3 separate regions of the Homo sapiens genome follow, and regions 1 and 3 are each linked to region 2. The links are chromatin loops, found by intact Hi-C in ENCODE. Cell type or tissue: heart left ventricle. All regions are shown on one strand. Each heading gives the region's core, and the rest is flanking DNA. Links, peaks and the distances in the headings are about the cores only.

What was found. A loop is a pair of places that touch in the nucleus more often than their neighbours do. Peaks named below come from ENCODE experiments on the same cell type or tissue, not always from the same donor. Only the 100,000 strongest peaks of a DNase experiment are listed, where the experiment ranks them.
Region 1: a loop joins it to region 2, with 3 times the contacts of the local background. A loop is called at or near these places in 42 of 110 quality-filtered maps.
Region 3: a loop joins it to region 2, with 3 times the contacts of the local background. A loop is called at or near these places in 17 of 110 quality-filtered maps.

The regions. Positions count from the first base shown.
Region 1 is chr5:171,847,466-171,853,247 of GRCh38, reverse strand. LOC107986476 (a long non-coding RNA gene) reads left to right here and starts at 5,130. Exons shown (of 3, transcript XR_007059052.1): 1 at 5,130-5,782. In heart left ventricle, for the core only: a CTCF peak has its summit at 2,457 (motif pointing right); a DNase peak (open chromatin) is centred at 3,103; H3K27ac peaks cover 678 bases.
Region 2 is chr5:171,626,982-171,632,763 of GRCh38, reverse strand. No RefSeq gene overlaps it. Among named protein-coding and RNA genes, the nearest start is that of SMIM23, 160 kb to the left of the region's middle. In heart left ventricle, for the core only: a CTCF peak has its summit at 2,510; a DNase peak (open chromatin) is centred at 2,543; H3K4me3 peaks cover 564 bases.
Region 3 is chr5:171,734,316-171,740,097 of GRCh38, reverse strand. LOC105377724 (a long non-coding RNA gene) reads left to right here and starts at 2,285. Exons shown (of 5, transcript XR_001742983.2): 1 at 2,285-3,121; 2 at 3,769-4,084; 3 at 5,220-5,346. LOC105377723 (a long non-coding RNA gene) reads right to left here and starts at 1,713. Exons shown (of 2, transcript XR_941215.1): 1 at 1,629-1,713. In heart left ventricle, for the core only: CTCF peaks have their summits at 2,559 and 2,761; a DNase peak (open chromatin) is centred at 2,306; H3K4me3 peaks cover 2,305 bases; H3K27ac peaks cover 2,645 bases.

The sequences.
Region 1 (5,782 bases), core at 241-5,240, 220 kb before region 2:
GGAAAGCAAAGTTGACCCTGGCCCCCTTTCTGTAAGCCTTGGTGGCATAATTTCATTACCCAGGCAAGTACATAACCTTGATTACCTTCCTCATCTTGACCCCCACCTCCCAAACCCCATTCAGCCCTGTCTAGAACTTCTGGATACAGCACGTGGCCTTATTTTTCCAGGAACAAGGTTCATTGTTGTGCTTCTGCGGTGCCCACCACATGATTTCTGGGACAGCCTTGTCAACCCTCTGGGTGTGATCTCAGCCAGAATGTGTCACGATGGCAGACATGGGATGAAAGGAACTGGGAAGAAAGGAACTGGGATGTTCAAATGGTCCTAGACTCCACAGGTGCCCTCAGAGGCGAAGGGGCTTCCTGCTGAAGCCCAGACCCATCCCAGCAGCATTTGGACAGGACTGTCATTACTACTGAGGTCCCACTTTTGGTGACTGTGGGGTTCCAAAACGGTGCCTTTCCCTGGGCGAAGTCAGGCTGAGCTGGCACTGGCTCTTCGAGGAGCAGCCGAACCCCAAGTTTCCCGTGCTGACTCACGGAATAAGAGCCAGGGCCGTGGGCCACCTGCCTGGGGTCTGCCCTGGTTGTGCCACGAGGTCAGGAATTTGGGCAGGCTTTTAGCTCTCAGATCCCTCCGTAGCCGGAGTTCACAAAAACTTCGCTGCATCACTCCAGTGTCAGCTTTTGGTTTCTTGAGCAACTTCTCCTCCGCCACCAATTTGCTGATTCACTCAGTCTCTTCCTATTTAAATCCAAAGGGACAGAGCCTGATCAGCTCCATGACTTGAAACTCCTGGGTGGGGCTTTTTGTTCCAGCGTCCTCATAGGTCACCAAGCAGCCAATGGATGCGCTGCTCTTGAGTTCAGGGGACCCTTTTGACCAATCAGGGGGCATTCCTTGTTCAAGCGCAGCCTAAAGCCATTTCCCTCCCCCTGGGCCTCCTGATGGGATGGTTTCCCTTAGGAGGGCACTCAGGTGTGGCTGACACCATCACTCACAGATCAGGACCCAAACTCCGCCAGGAGGCTCTGCTCCTCCCCATCCACCCCAGCTCCTTGCTAAGCTTTGACAAGGTCAGTATAACTGACTGAGATCCAAGGGACAAATGCGCCCGTGTTTCATGGCTCCTGGAAGTGAGAGGGCTCAGCAGGAAGGCATTGGATTCACAGAGCAACATCATCAGCTCTGCAGCCAGGTCTCTGACTCCTACTCATTACCGCAGTGTCTACTGGAGTCTGACTTATCTCTTTTTATTTTTAATTTTAATATTTTAATTTTTTGTAGAGAAAGGGGTCTCGCTGTGTTGCCCAAGCTGATCTTGAACTCCTGGCCTAAAGCATCCTCCTGCCTCAGCCTCCCAAAACGCTGGGATTACAGGCACGAGCCACCACGGCCAGCCCATGACTTATCTTTAAATCCCAGTAGGTAGCCCAATGCCTGGCACTTGGTTGGCCCTCAGGATACTTTTCTTGGAGTAGCCATAAATAAGTGGGTGCCCCAGGGAGGTTGGGATGAGCAATACTGAGAAGTTTAAGGCACAGTTCTCCTGCCAAAGCGGTTGGTCTCTTTCCACCGTCACCTGGTTTCCCTGGATCAGCTATTACATCTCATTAATATCTTATATTTCATTTTCTTTGTAGTTCCCTTGCAATGTTTCCCAATGTGTGTCCTGTGGGACAATAGTTCAGTGGAATATTAATTAAGTATTATAGTGCAAAGGGATTCTGAGATCAAGTGAGTTTGGGAAATAGCAAGTTAAAGAAAAGGAAGCAGGTTTATTTGCTGAGGGACTTATCAGAGCCTTTCATGTGTTCATGGATGTTGTTACCATCCACAAAGGTAACAGGGGCTTTCGTGTTTCCCACACCTTTTTGACCTTGAAATCATTATTTTTTCCCCTTTGAGTATCTCACAGGACTAGTGTTCTGAGGAGCAGTACACTGAGAAATGGTCCTCTAGACAGAGAGGAAATGCTGTCTTCCCCCTTTATTGGCTATGTGGGATTCGTATAATTTGCTTATTTGTCGGATCCATTATTGCTGGGTGTGGGAGAGCAGGCATGTGTTAGACTGTCCATCTTCAGAGAGGTTTCCTGCTCTTCCTGTTCGTCCAGTAGTTATGGGCTGTGATTGTTATGGTGATAGCAGGGAGGCTGCAGACCCCAGAGGGGATTAGGCATATCTGTGTGTAAACTTTGGGCAATGTCTTTCTTTCAACTGGGCTTGAATCACAGCATTGCATACCCTAAGAAAACATCATGAGGTATATAAAGTTCCCATACTCCCATTAAGTGGCCTGGTTTTCGTCTTTAAGTATGGTGGGGCTGGTAGGAGTAGAACACGGGATGATGTATCACTTCTCCTGGGTTTCTCAACCTCAGCACGACTGACATTTGGATGGGATCATTGTTTGTGGGGTCTGTCCTGTGCCTTGTAGGATATTTGGCGGCATCCCTGGCTTCTACCCACTAGATGTCAGTAGCACGTATCATCCCTCCTGCCTCCCCATTGTGACAACCCAAAATGTAGGCAGACATTGCCAAGTGTCCTCTAGGGGACAAAATCCCTCTCCCATTGAGAACCACTGCTTTAAGAGAAGATTACCCAAAGTCTGTGCAAGGCTTTTGGAATACTCTTGGAAGGATTTTTATCATACTCTTGGAAGAAGGAAGTAGTGCTATCATGCTCAAAGCATGGTCTGAGAGCCTATAAGACGTGCCAGCTAATGAAACTCTCCCCTGGGGTGTTTTCGTAACTCATCCTTAAGGCTCGTATATCTGTTGAGTTTCTTGGTTGCAAGTTACAGAAAACCCAATCCAAAATGGTCTAAGCCAGAAAATGAATTTTTTGGCTGTGGTAACTGAAGAGTCCGACACAGTGCTAACTTTAGGCACAGCTGGATCCAGGTGCTTAAGCAGTGTTATCAAGAAACAAGAATTTTTCCAAATCTTTGCTCTGATTTCCTCATTATTGATATCATTCTCAGACAGGCTCTTCCCATGTGGCAGTGAGAAAGCTGCCAGCAGCTCCGGCCTACTCCTCACTAGAACAGATCTGGTGGAAAGGGAAAGCTTCTCTTCCCTCATGGTTTGAATGCAAGTCCTGGATCTGATTCCCATTGGCCTGGGATACTACGCTATTCTCATTAGCTGTGCCGGGTTCACACGCCTGTCCCTGGAGCCTGGGGAGGAGCCAACACCAACGGAACCATTTGGTGGGGAACAGGAGAGGAATGGTTCTTTAGAGGCAAACGGGGCAGTTACTTGAAGAGAGGTCAGCGGATGCTGGTCAGACAAGCACCTCTATTGCCTCATTCATAAAAATAACTAAACGACAGCCAATAACGGCAGCTCCCACTTGTCGAACATGAATTCTGTACCAGACCCTACCTATACTGCGTGATCGCTAATCACCACCAGCATCCTGAGAGGCAGCTGTTGTCAACCTATTTTACAGATGGGTAAGTGGAGTCTCAGAGGCAGATGAAATGACTTGGCTGAAGTCACAGAGTGGGGCAGTGGCTGAGCCACAGACCGGAGGCATCCTTTTACCTCCTCTAGGACACCCTCTGTAACTGACTTTCTTCCTGCTGCAATCCAAAAGGTCTCCCAAGGTCGCCTGTTGCTATTTTGGAAAGAGGTGGACAGATACTGGAGGGCCACTCTTCAGGCCACTGCCCAATCTTTTCTTGTCAATTTGATGTCAGCTTGTGCCAATCATCCCTGAAGGGCCATTCTGACACAGCAAGTAAGGGAAAGCTTGGCCGGCGTTTTCTGGTTTGGCTCTGTTCTGCCTGCTTGGTCCATTTTCCTCACCTCCGTTTTTGCCCGTTGCCGCTGTTTTTATCTTCCATCCCCCCAGGGAGCCTGCAGAGGGTGCATTAGTAATAAAGCTAACATTTCCAGAGAGAGAGAGAGATATCAAGGAATTTCCATGACATGATTTCATGAAGTTTTCTCAAATATCATATCAAGTAGACACTACTATTATCCCCATTTTACAGATGGAGCAACTGAGGCCTGGAGAGGCTAGAGGACTTGCCCAAGGTTGCCCAGCCAGCAGATGGGAGAACTGGTGTTTGAATCCAGGCAGGACCCATTGCTTTTATTACGGTACCAAAACTTCAGAAAATTGCAAACCAGTGGCCTGTGAGTCAAATCTGGCTAACAGATATATTTTGCTTGGCCCACATAGTATTTCAAAACCCATTTGAACTCATTGCCAATGTTTAAAAATTGAGAACCTGCACATCAAAAAACAAAATTTGTTCTTTTCTGCTTCTCTTGAAAAAAAAAAAATCAGAGAAGATTGGCACCACTGGGCCTACATTCCTGCCTGGCAGAGACCGGCTGGAGCTGCAGCTCAGTCCCAGGTGCCTGCTTTGGGTGGGGTGTGTTCCTCCAGCTGGATGCAGTCCCCACCACTCCCTAATACCTTCCCAGTGCTGAGGCCGGTGTCATTTGCTGTGGCTCACTGTGTGTGCTCTGCGGTGTCCCTTGCGCCCCTCCTGGCTTACCTGCCTGGCTCTGGAGGGCACATGGGCTTGCTGCTCCTCCCCCACATGCAGGAGCTCCCGCCAGCCTCTGACCACAGTGGTTTGGGGTTGCTGTAATCTCTCTCCACACATTCAGTGGAACGGTCTTCTGCTGGTGAAGGTCTGACTTAGGCACTAGAAGAGTTGGACAGAGCCCCAAATTTTCCTTTCCTCCAGTACCCCAATCCCACCCCCTCCCACACTTTGGTTTATTGGTCAGCAAAGGCCACTTTCTTGGCAGTGTTTGTCTTGGGTACACAACCACTTTTTCTTGCTCCCCGCAGAGCCCCCTAACGTTTTCTTCCTAATCCTCCTCAGGAGAACCATCACTCGGATTATCATGAAACCCGAGCGTGTGCGCATGAGGTGCGACCCTTTACAACCGGCGGACCATCTCGTTTCTGCCCAGTTCTGTTTGTTTAAACTCTTTGCTGGCAGGACCCCAGCGCAGGGGCAGAGTTCCATGGCGTTCACAGGCAGATGTTCTGGCCTGTTGCAGGGACCAACGTTAAAAGCCGGGGCAGGAGAGCTGGTGGCCGGAATCCAGGCCCTGGGGGCGGAGGGCACTTCACGGAGGAAGGAGAGGGAGTTCAGGGAGGGAGTTCAGGGAGGAGAGGGATTGGGGATGAAAACAACAGCTCACTGTCCTTTTGCAAATGGAATTTACAGGCCCCATTTCATGCATGAGAACACTGAGGCTTAGAGAGGTGGGGTTACTTGAACAAGGTCACAAGGCTGGTTAAAGTAGGGAAAATAAATGAAATATTTTACAGTTCATGGCATAAGAATACGCCAGTTTCAGGCATGTAGATGATGATGATGGTGGTGGTGGAGATAATGATAATGATGATGACAGGAACTGAAGGGCACAATTAAGGCCTTAAAGATCTCCTGGATGTGGTCACTGTAACCTGTCAAGGCATGACCTGGAATCTTTTACAGCATGGCTTCTCTCCTAGAATCACAGAGTGGCCAAGAGTGAGGACGTTGACACTACACAGACCTGGGGCAGACCCGGCCCTGCTGCTGAGTGGTTGACTGGCCCCAGGTGAGTTCTGTAACTTCCATGAGCCTCAGGGTCCTCATCTGCAAGATGGGAGGAAAGAGGAGATCACAGGAATTTTGTGAGGAATAAATAAAAGAATGTATAGAAAGCACAGAGCCTGTGTCTGGCATGCAAGACTTGTTGAGTAAATGTTAACTTTTCCTGTTTTACTGTGAAGTGGCAACATGAGGTCCTGCA
Region 2 (5,782 bases), core at 412-5,411:
CCTGCCCACCGTGGATCCTAAAGGGCTGTGGGAGGGAGGGTTTGGGCCCTTGCTGCCCAACTGAAACACAGTGTGAACCGCAAGTGCAAGCCACATACATAAGTTTTAATTTTCCAGTAGCTACATTAGAAAAGTAAAGAGAAACTGGTAAAAATAATTTTATTATATATTTTGCTTAACTTAATATATATCCACATATTATAAATTTAGTGTATAGTCGATACAAAACATGACAAATGAGTTTTCTTTCTTTCTAATTTTTTTAAGGATTTCAAATCCAGTGTGCATTTTATACTTACAGCACATCTCCATTTGAAGTAGCCATACTTCAAGTGCTGAACAGCCACTAGGCTGGGCAAGTTTGGATGATTCAGAGAAAACTTTGCCCTTCCCACTCTCCTCTCGTTCACCTCCTACACACATGCCACACACGAAAAATCAAATCAATATACATACATACATAACGTTTTATATATATATATATACACATATATATATATAATATATTTCTCAAAATGACAAGAGTATAGAGCTAGAGAACAGGCTGGCGATTGCCAGTGGTTAGGAAGAAGAGGAGAGATGAGCGGGTGTGATCCTCCAGGGTATCCCGAGGGAAATCATGATGATGATGGAATAGTTCTGTGTCTTGATTGTGGTGGTGGTTACACAGATCATCAACATGGGATAAAATGACCTAGAACTATACACACAGACTGCACTCACGTCAATATCCTGACTTTGACATTGTACTAGAGTTATGTAAGATGCCACCATCGGGAAAAACCAGATGAAGGGTACATAGGAATTGTCTGTATTATCTTTGCAGCTTCCTATGAATTTATATTTATTTCCAAACTAAAGGCTTAAAAAACAAAAAGAACAGAAAAGAAAAAGGAAACAACCTAAATGTCCAAAAATACGAGATTTTGGTTAAATGAACTATGCTGTCAGTCACTTTACATATACATTTTATTGTGTATACATTATATTTTATTTATTTATTTATTTTGAGATGGGGTCTCACTGTGTCATCCAAGCTAGAGTGTAGTGGCACAATCTCGGCTCGCTGCAACCTCTGCCTCTCCGGTTCAAGTGATTCTTGTGCCTCAGCCTCCCAAGTAGCTGGGACTACAGGTGCACACCACCATGTCCAGCTAAATATTGCATTTTTAGTAGAGCCAGGGTTTCACCATGTTGGTGTATATACATTTTATTGTACATTGCCGTACAATGAAATGATTCTGAGCCATTTAGAATGATCAAGAAAACCACATAGGCAGACAAAGAAAATCGGAATACACGACAGCATATCCTGTAAGATTTCCTTGTTGTAACTAGGTTTGTGTGTGCACCAGACACACGAAAGTCTGATAGGATAAGACACAATGTTAGCGGTGGTTATCTCTGGGTGACTTTCGTCTTTTGAACTGCCCAATGTTTTATGATGCACATGTATTACTTTAGTAATCAGGGAGAATATGCTATTTCTATGTTGGGGAAAAAAAAGAAAAGTGTAAGAAAGTGGCCGAAGGGCAGCAGATTGTGTGGCCATGCCATCGTTCTATCCCGAACGCAGCTCCATGAAGGTGTGCAAAGGGAGGCCAGCAAAGAAGTTCTCCCAGGGGAAGGGACAGTGAAATATGTGCTTTGCTTTCTGGCAGGAACCAAACAAAAGGAGATGGAGTGATTCAGACCAAAGGCCACAGCACGTCAGGAATAAAACAGCACCTGGTATATTACAGTCCCAAAACACGTGTGTGGACTAGGGGTGGGGATGTGTAAAAAAAAAAAGAGAAACTGGTTGCTGAATCTGGGTAGGAATTCAGCTATGAGCGCTCTCTGTCTCTCTCTCTCAAATAGTCTTTGGTACTTTTGCTCTGTCATCATTTCTGTTAAGAGAAGCACCTGGTTTTATATTTGCAACCACAAGCTCAAAATGCCTTTCTGCTGGGTTTGTCTACATCTGGGCCCAGGGAGGCCACAGCCCCTGAGTAAATCACCCTGAAGGCTCAGCCAGGGACCTGGATGAGCAGAAATTTCTGTGAAGGTTGGGGTGGCAATTAGGACTTGCATGAATAATCCAGACAACAATCACCAGGGTAATTAATATTTCTTTTATTTTAAAGAATTTACTGTGCCCCAGACACTGTCTGTCGCTGCTCTGCATTACTTTCTAAAATTGGTATTGCTCCGTTTTACAGATAAACTGAGGACTAGGGGAGGTAACCAGCTGAAGGTCATGCAGCTAGTCCTGGATGGAGCCAGGGGGGCCCCAGTCCCGTCTGTCCCCAAAGCTACGTTCTTTCTACACGGGGCCTTGGGTGGTCCCCTTCATTTTCCTTGGGGACACGAGGATAAACGGAGGAAGGCAGAGTTTGCACAGAACCTTGTGGCTCCCCTCGAGGGTAGACATCTGCTGGTGCCACCCGAATGGCCACTCCTGACGGAGCGGGTCCCAGGATGGCGAGGCTGCGCGGGCTGGGACGGGATCTCCTGCGCACAGGCTCCCCCTTATGGAAATGAGGGAGACGCCGCTGCAACTCCAACCTGCCGCTCCACCCAGACAGAGGCGCTGGGAAGGGCTGCCCACGCCCACCCAGCCCTGCGCCTGGATGACGGCCCGCCCCGGGCTTCCTGCTCGGAGCGCGCTCTGGCCCCTAGAGCAGGCATCTTCTTTGGCGTTCCACTCGAGGACGTGTTCTTGAATCCACACGCTACTGAATGTTGATAAATAAAATAACATAAGCTGACAGAGGCCTGAGAAGAAGCGATGATATTTACAATGGGCTTCTCAGGGAGCTTTTCCTGTTTCGACACCAGAAGGAAAACATCCTTGCTTTAAAATATATATAGCATGTGTAATGTTTTATTTCCTAGGATGGCTGAGAACTGCTTTCTAACCATAGAGCTTTGGTTGAATTCTGTTCCCTCCGTGAGCCTCAGCGCCCTCATCTGTAAGATGGGTGTGATGACACTGATCTCATAGGATGGTTGTGACCTGTGCCCATAAAGGGCTTTAGGTCCTTCTGGGAATCTTACAATTCCAGTGCTCATTCACTTACTCAGTAATTAAGCCACTCAAAAAAAGTGTTTACCCAGCACCCACTATGTGCCAGGCACAATGAGGAAATCAGACAGGGGCCCTCTGTGTCTTTAAAAACAAGGGTGAGGCCTGGCTGCCAGGAGGCACGCAGGAAATGGAGGAAGCCCTCGGGGAAGGGAGGACAGAGAGAAGGAGCGACCACGTGATTTCCCTGACCTGCAGCCCACTGGGTCAGCTGGACCGGGAGCCAGGACACCTGACTCTAACTTGGTCCCTATTTCTCTGTGACCTTGTCCTCTGCTCCTCCCTCCCTCTCTCTGAGCCTCCATTCACCCACCTGCAAAATGGAGGAGCAGAAGGGAACGCCTGGTGGAGGTGCTGTGATTTGACCAGCCAAGCCTCCTTTGGATTAAAAGACAGCCCTGCTTCAGACTGTCCCCCATCCCTGTCCTCCATGGTCGTCCCCCCATCATGGTGCCCCCATGGGGTCCTCTTGCCTGTTCTCCCTGAGCCCTAGAACACTGTCCCTGCTCTTTAGACGTAGGCAGGGTTGGGCAGGGGGACCTGGCTCTGTAATCTGAACCTCAGTTTCCTCATCTATAAAAGGATTTGTAAAAGGGATCCTTGGTGGTTTGATTCTGAGGATTTAACAATAAGGACTCCAAAGTGCAAGGGTGGGAGAGTGCTTTGTAGCCATCCATGCCCTCCACAGATAGACAGTCCTGTTGATCTTATTATCTGGGGCATCCCTGTGGAAGCGCGTCCTCTGGGGTGGGCTTTGAGGGGATGGGAAATGAAGAGATTCAGCTGTAGGGCTTGCCAAGTAAATACCCCTAGACTTCCTGAAGGAGGAGATTCCAGAGCAGGCTGCTGGGATGAGAATGAGTTTGCAAATTGAGTGGCAGGGCTGTCAGTGTGGGGAGGGGGATATTCCACGTGGAGGAAACTGAGTATACAGAAGTTCGTGTATTGAAATAGCCTGGAGGCTGGCTTTGATCCTAATAAGGGAAGATCTTCAAGCTAGTATTCTGCGCGGGAGGGCAGCCAACATGGGGGTTTGGGAAGAGGAGGCTGGTAAGGCAGGCAAGACACCCTGGGCATGAAGGGCTTTGGATGCCAAGACCTTTGGGACTTTGGATTTCAGACCAAGGGAAGCCATGCTTGTGTAACTTGGGCGGAGCAGAGAGGGGAATTGAAGCGGGAGAGACCAGGGTGGCAATAATCCAGTGGGGAGAGAGAGTGAGAGCTGGCTGCGGTCAAGGCTGTGGGGATGTGGAAAAGGGAAAGTATTTGAGAGATGTTCCCGAGATGGCCCCAACGGGGCTGCATGATGGATTGACTGTGGGGCGTGAGGCAGAGGGAAGATCTTACCATCTAGCTGGAGGGCCCAGACAGACACCCGGGAACAAGAGTGAAGTAGATGAGAGAGAGGATAATTAAGTGCTAAATTGTGCAGCTTAATTTATTGTCTGGATAGTTGCCTTGTACTATAAACCCCGTTGCTCTAATGAGCTCATGACATCAGTCAGCAAGGAAAGTATGCCTAACGCATTGCCCATCACACTGGGGCCATCTGTGGGCACTGCCCAGATGCCTATCTGGACAGACACTCTGGCTGCCAGGCTTCTGGACTCAGTTTGCAATTGAGGGTACCAACAAGTGCCAGGCCAGGGCACCTCTGGCAAAATCCCTTCCTTAGAAGCTTCAGAATCCAAAAGGCCAGGGACTCCCAGGGGTTTAGTTCCAAAGAGGAAGGAAGGAGGCACAGAGTTGGAACTTCACTGTAATGCAAGAGCATGGGTCCTGCCCCAGGGTCCAGGGGAGTTGGATTCACATCTAGCCCCCTTCCTGCTTATGTGACCTTGGGCTGGCCTCCAACCCTTCTGAGCCATTCATTGTCTTATCTGTGAATTCAAGCAAGCACCCAGAAAGTGTTCTGTGAACCTCAGTTATCATGAAAAGATTCTCCCAGTTGAGGCCGGGCATGGTGGCTCACACCTGTAATCCCAGCACTTTGGGAGGCCGAGGCGGGTAGATCACAAGGTCAAGAGATTGAGACCATCCTGGCCGACATGGTAAAACGCTGTCTCTACTTAAAATACAACAAATTAGCTGGGTGGTGGCATGCGCCTCTTAGTCCCAGCTACTTGGGAGGTTGAGGCAGAAGAATCACTTGAACCTGGGAGGCGGAGTGTGCAGTGAGCCGAGATTGTGCCACTGCACTCCAGCCTGACAACAAAGTGAGACTCTGTCTCAAAAAAAAAAAGATTCTCCCAGTTGAAAAAGATGTTGAAAACAATAGGTATGTAAGAGCACCCACCTTACTTACTTCTCATGGACCACATCCCAGGCCTGGAGCTCCTGGGGATGCAGAGAATTTATTCTGTCCACCTACACTGGAGGGGAGAAGACAATTCACCCTTGATTCTATTACTCCGTTTATTGAGTCTTTTAAAGAGATTTTCAGTGTGTGATAAAGAGAGAGGGGTTTGTCTTGGTGAAAACCAGAGGCTTTTTGAAGAAAATGCACCCCAAACAGGCCTTGGATAATAGTCTAGACTTTCTTGCCAGAGAAATAGCCCCTTGCACTTGCTCTTCTTAACAAGGTTGCTGGAAATATCTTTGTTGGAAGTGCTTAGAAGAATATCTGGTTAGAGGGGTAGGGGCGAGGGTGAAATGCAGCTGCATTTACAGAGAATTTTATATGACATTGAGAAGGGTCCATTTTCCATAGCAAGG
Region 3 (5,782 bases), core at 412-5,411, 110 kb before region 2:
GCTAAAGGAAAAAGAGTTGGAGGAAAAAATGTCCTTTGGGATTTAATCAAACAAAAATTGCTGGAAAAATCGTTGATGTCCACCAAGCTCAGACCCCAACTGGGTGCCCTCCAATCCTGCTTTAGCATTTCTCTCCTTCCCAAGGTACTCGCCGTGAAGCAAGGGTGACTTCTGGGTCCTGCTCTCTTGATGCTGGGCGTCATAGGGATGGAGTAGGTGTGGAGTGGGCACTAAGGCTCAGGGAATCTGGGGAGCACTGAGAAGGGGTGCCCAAGTCAGCCCTTGGCAGACTGGGAATGGCTTCCCTGTGGAGATGAAACTGAGCCAGGATTACAAGTAGACGAGGGATTGTGGGGCTGGGGTGGAGTGGGCATTTTGGAGGAGGCAGTGGCGTATGCACGTGCACAGAGGATAGACGAAACCTGGGACGATCATGGAACTGCAAGAAATTTGGAGTGGCTGGTTCTCAACTCATGCCTTCCTTCCCTGGCCACCCAATTAAAGGCACACGGCCTCTTCCATTCACTCTCAATCACATCGCCCTGTGGCATTCTCCTAGCAACACTTTTCACAGAAAGAAAGAAATGCTCTCATCTCTTTCTTTCTCTCATTGTTATTTACATTCCCTGGCATGTAAGCTTCTTAAGAGAAAGGCTCTTGTTTGTCTTGTCCCCCCACTGTGCACTGTGGTTCTAGCAGCTAACACAGCATCTGACTTGGAGTGGCTGCCCAGTACGCATTTGAAGAATGAATGAATGGAAAGTGAATGAGCGAATGGCTGGAGAGTAGAAGACGTGAGGGATGGGGAAAGAAGAAAGACTGGAGAAGTGGGCAGGTGCCAGGCCTGGAAGACTGTACGTGGTGCTAAGAGGCCCCTGAAGGTAATGGAAAGCCAATCAAGGGTTTCTAGGAGGATGTGATGAGGATGCGATAAGGTAACACTGTGTTATGTTGTTGGGAATCAGTGAAGGTGGGAAACCTGGAACCCTGGAGAAAATGAGTGACAACCAAATCCTACGTTTGTTTGGTGTTTCCCCATCATCCCTCAAAGGGTGTGTAAGATAGTGAGCCATGTAGAATAAGTAATTAATTAATGCTGCGGGTTAATAAGGGGTAGATGACTCTCAATTGCTACATGCAAGCTGTTATTTTCTCATTTAGAAAAAGGATCTTGTGGCTCACTGTGGAAAATCATCTTCCAGAAAAAAGAAAGAGACATGTATGTCGGCTCTGTCTAGAATATTTTCTCTGAACCAGAATCTCTTTCCGTAGGGTAGCTGCCCTTGGCAACTCTCGGGTTACAAGAAGCTGGGCAGGAGATTCCTGTGACATTTCAGCAGAGTCACGAGTGGGTGGGATGGGGAAGCTCCGAGCTGCAAAATAGGTAAGTTGCTCAATGTCCCTGGAAAACCTCCGAGGACAGAACTGAGTGTGATTTGGGGGAGTATTTTAGGTTCAGAGACATCTTTATGTTAGGCGAGAAATTCATGCCCCAGGCTCGTGGAGTTGCTCATAACAGTGTGTTATTGCTGGAAGCCCCAGAGGAGCTTGGACTCAGCTCCCTTAACAGGGGGCTGAGCCTCTCTGAGAAAGCTGTTTACTTCCCCAGACACATCAGTCTCACTTACCCATGTTTATTGCTTCTGCTCCTCTGCTTTACCCTCCAGGCCTCAGGTGCAGGAGAAGCCAGTCCTCTTCTCTAAACAGAAGACACTGCAATCACCGTAGCTAGATCTTCCTTAGTGTTTGCCATGTACCCGCTCTCGTTCCAGGCGTGTTCTAGGTGTATCATCTAACTGGGCCTTCAGAGCTCGGAAGCTCAGAGAGCTGAAATCACTTGCTCAAGGTCACACAGTCAGTACAAGTGGAGGTTTGAGCACTGCGCCTCTTAGAGTCCCTCACCTCAGGTGATTTTAACCCTTACATATGGAGCTTGCCAGAAACTCAAGCCCACCCTTTTCCTCCACACCATGTAACTCTGCCCTGGTTTTATCAAGAAGCACCTGCCTTCTCTTCTGGATTTAAATAGTAACGTTTGTGGTGAGCATTTGTGGGCTTGGGACTGTTCAGTGGCCAGCAGCACTTCCATTCCCTATGGAGACCCACCCTCCATTGTGTGCCATCACGGCACAGTGGGTGATGAACTTGCCCCTTACACAGAAGCACAAACACCCAGTTCTCCCCCTCTCTTCTCCAGCTGCAACCAAACGGTATGCACATAATCCAGGCTAGGGTAGCCACATGTTCCCTCCAGGACTTGGACCCTTGAGTGAGTGATTTGGGGCCGGGAGGAGCGGCTGGAGGCTCTCCAGGCCAGCGGCAGCGGTGGCGTGCTGGCCACCCATTCTCGTGACCTTGCTAAGGCCCCTGTTGCTTAACTCTCTGGCAAGCCCTTGGTTTCTGGCCATTTTCCAGACTTCATCACTCTTCTCTGCCAATTCTATGAGCCCCTGATAGCCTTCCAATAAATTCCACTTGATTACCACATGGCTTGCAATCAAGAACCCAGCATAACACACAACCACTTATTAAATACTAAGTAAGAGCCAGACACTTGACATGTGACATCTTGTCAGATCCTCAAACACCCCGGTGAGGAAAGCGTTATTATCCCTGTTTTCCAAATGAGGACACTGAGGCTCAGGGAGCTGGGTGATGTGTCAAAAGTTGCCCAGCTGCAGAGTGGCAATGCTGGAATTTGAAGCCAGGCTTTTCTGATTCTGAATTCCATGTTTTCTTACTTGCCTTTTTCTTCTGCTCCAGCTTGCAGTGCCTCGGAGAGGTGGCGCTGGCTAGCCTGGGACTTCCAACATACAGCCTACATTGATGGCCTGAGACTTGTGGCAAAAAAGACTTTCAAAATCTAATTTGCTCACATACATGAACACCTGCCAGGAAGGAATTTGAGGCCTTTGTTCTAAACATGGAAAAGCTGAGTTCATTTGCCCCAGAGGGGGCACCTGCAGGGAAAAGGAAAAATGGTTTTAACCCTTTCCTTGAGTCAGAAAATGAGGCCACCAGATTCTCCTTTCATCCTTCAAGTATCAGAAAGGTCTGTGCTGTGAATTCCACAGATGAGATTCATTGCAAGATGTGAGGGCAGAGGAAATCCATGGAAATGGTGAGTTCTTTCATATTTGTGCCTTTCTATTGTCAGTTTGGGGATATTTGAGAGAAGTTTGAGCTGCGTATGAAGAACCCATTTACTTTTATGCAGCTTTCTGGGGGAAATTTTGGAATTCCTCAAATCCAAGAATTTTGAGATTTTAGAACCTCCAAGAGGCCTGACCTGTTGAACAATCCCCCAGCCTTCATGCCCCAACCGCCTCTCCAGTGACTCCTCATAACTATACTTTATTTTTTTCTTTATTCTCTTTTTTCGAGACAGGGTCTCACTCTGTCATCCAGGCTGGAATGCAGTGGTGTGATCATAGCTCACTGCGGCCCTGATCTCCTGGGCTCAAGTGATCCTCCCGCCTCCGCCTCCCAAGTAGCTGGGACTATAGGCATGCCACCACGCCCAGCTAATTTTCTATTTTTTATTTTGTAGAGTTGGGTTTTCACCATGTTGCCCAGGCTGGCCTCGAACTCCTGGGCTCAAGCAATCCTCCCGCTTTGGCCTCTCAAAGTGCTGGCATTACAAGTGTGAGCCACCACGCCCAGCTTTGTACTTTCTTAATGATGTGAAAAGACATCTGAGTAAATCTGTAGTTGAGAGTGCAGGAAAAAGAAACCCTATCACACACTCTTTTGTCAACCGAATTGCAGAAATCCACATTCAAACTGGATGCATGCGTTCAGCAACTGGAAGCTGAGTTCATATTTCATTGCCCAACTACCCTGACCACTTGGGAATCGCAGGTTTGGAAGGACCCACAGCCATTCTGTGGAAATGGATCTGCTTTCAGGACCGAATCTCAGACTTCTTGGGGAAGGTTTCAGTGGCTGCCTTTGCTGTGCAGACCTGGAGATGGGTCTGATGATCGGACACCTGAATTATCTGTGTGGCTGAGTTTCAAGAAGACCTGCTGGGGTGAAATGAAAATGGTGCCTACTAGAAGCCCCAGTGGCTTTGCTGGTGGAGGTGAGCATAGATCCTAGAACTATATCCTGATGCTTCTCACCATGTGGTCAAGCTCTGGGTAGTGTTTGGGCTCCCATGTATATGTGAAGTTCATTCTTTTTTTATAGGGTGGCAAACATTGAGCTCTATCTACCCCATAGTAATAAAGGATGGCTTTAAAGAACAGAAACCCATTTAAAATCACTCATATAAAAGGGTGACTAACTGAGGATTAAGAAGGGGATTCTCATCAGAAGAAAGCACAGAGAGTAAAGCTCAACCTGTGGGAACTAGAAAGCAGGCTGACAGCTCGTCTTCCCATTTCTCCCTTTGTGGTCCCATCTCTGCTCTCTCTGGGAGGCAGCAGGCCAGCCTCCCTGCCTCTTTGTGGTTTCTTTATCTTTTTCCTTTTTCTTTCTTTCTTGCTTTTTTTTTTTTTTTTTTTTTTGAGATGGAGTTTCACTCTTGTTGCCCAGGCTGGAGTACAATGGTGTGACCTTGGCTCACTGCAACCTCCGCCTCCTGGGTTCAAACAATTCTCCTGCCTCAGCCTCCCGAGTAGCTGGGATTACGGGCGCCCACCACCATGCCCAGCTATTTTTTTGTATTTTTAGTAGAGATGGGGTTTCACCATGTTGGCCAGATTGCTCTCGAACTCCTGACCTCAGGTGATCCACCTGTCTCAGCCTCCCACAGTGCTGGGATTACAGATGTGAACTACTGTGCCTGGCCTGTGGTTTCTGTGTCTCCACAAGTTTGGCCTCCACCAAGATTTTGGCACCACCTCCTGCCTCATCTCCGTATGACTCTACAAGTTCAGCACCATCCACCAAGGCTGCTGGCTCTGGGGCTCTCTGATGCTTTTGGTGGGGACAGTGTATCGGTTATCTGTTGCCACACTAATGCTGTGTAACAATCATTAACACTTCAGTGTCATACAACAATAAACATTGATTTTCGCCCACTAGTCTAAGGGTTGCTAAGTGGTTCAGCTGCGTTGACCTGAGCTTGGTGGGACTTGCTCATGTATCTGTGGTCAGCTTTGGGTTAGCTGGGTGGCTTTGTAAGTCTTGGATAGGTGCTCTCATATGTCTGGACCTCACCTCAGACAAATGGGCTGACTTGGCGCTGCTCTATGTGGCTTATCCTCCAACAGGCTAGCTTGCTCATGTCCTCATACAGAAGCAGAGATGCAAGCAAGTGAGAAGGTGGAAGGACTCAGGTCTTGGGCCTTACTCTGAGAACTATAACACCATTCCTTCTGCTGCATTCTCTTGTCTAAAGTAAGTTACAAGGCCAATCCAGATTCAAGGGCGGGGGAAACAGGCTTCACCTCTTGATGAGAGAAGCTACAAAGTCACATTACAAAGGGCATGGCTACTGGGAGGCATGAGGACTTGGGGTAATAATTACTTGTGTAATTGTTCTGTCACAGACAGGGGATCTGATTGGCTCTCAGCAGGCCTGTGGATTAGTTCCGTTTGGTTCAGGTGCTATCTGAGGTTTGGAGGTGTGTGTACATGGAGTTGGGGAAGGGTCAGAAGAGATAACAGCAGCCCCAAGAATAGAGTATTTAACTTTGGCACAAGACACCCACTGTGTGTTATATTCCTAATCAGATTAATTGGTTGAGGAGCGGGTTTCAAAGAAAACCGAACTGGGCCAATCACAGACTACCCTAAGGCTGTTATTTAAGCCACTCTGATAGGCATTTACCCT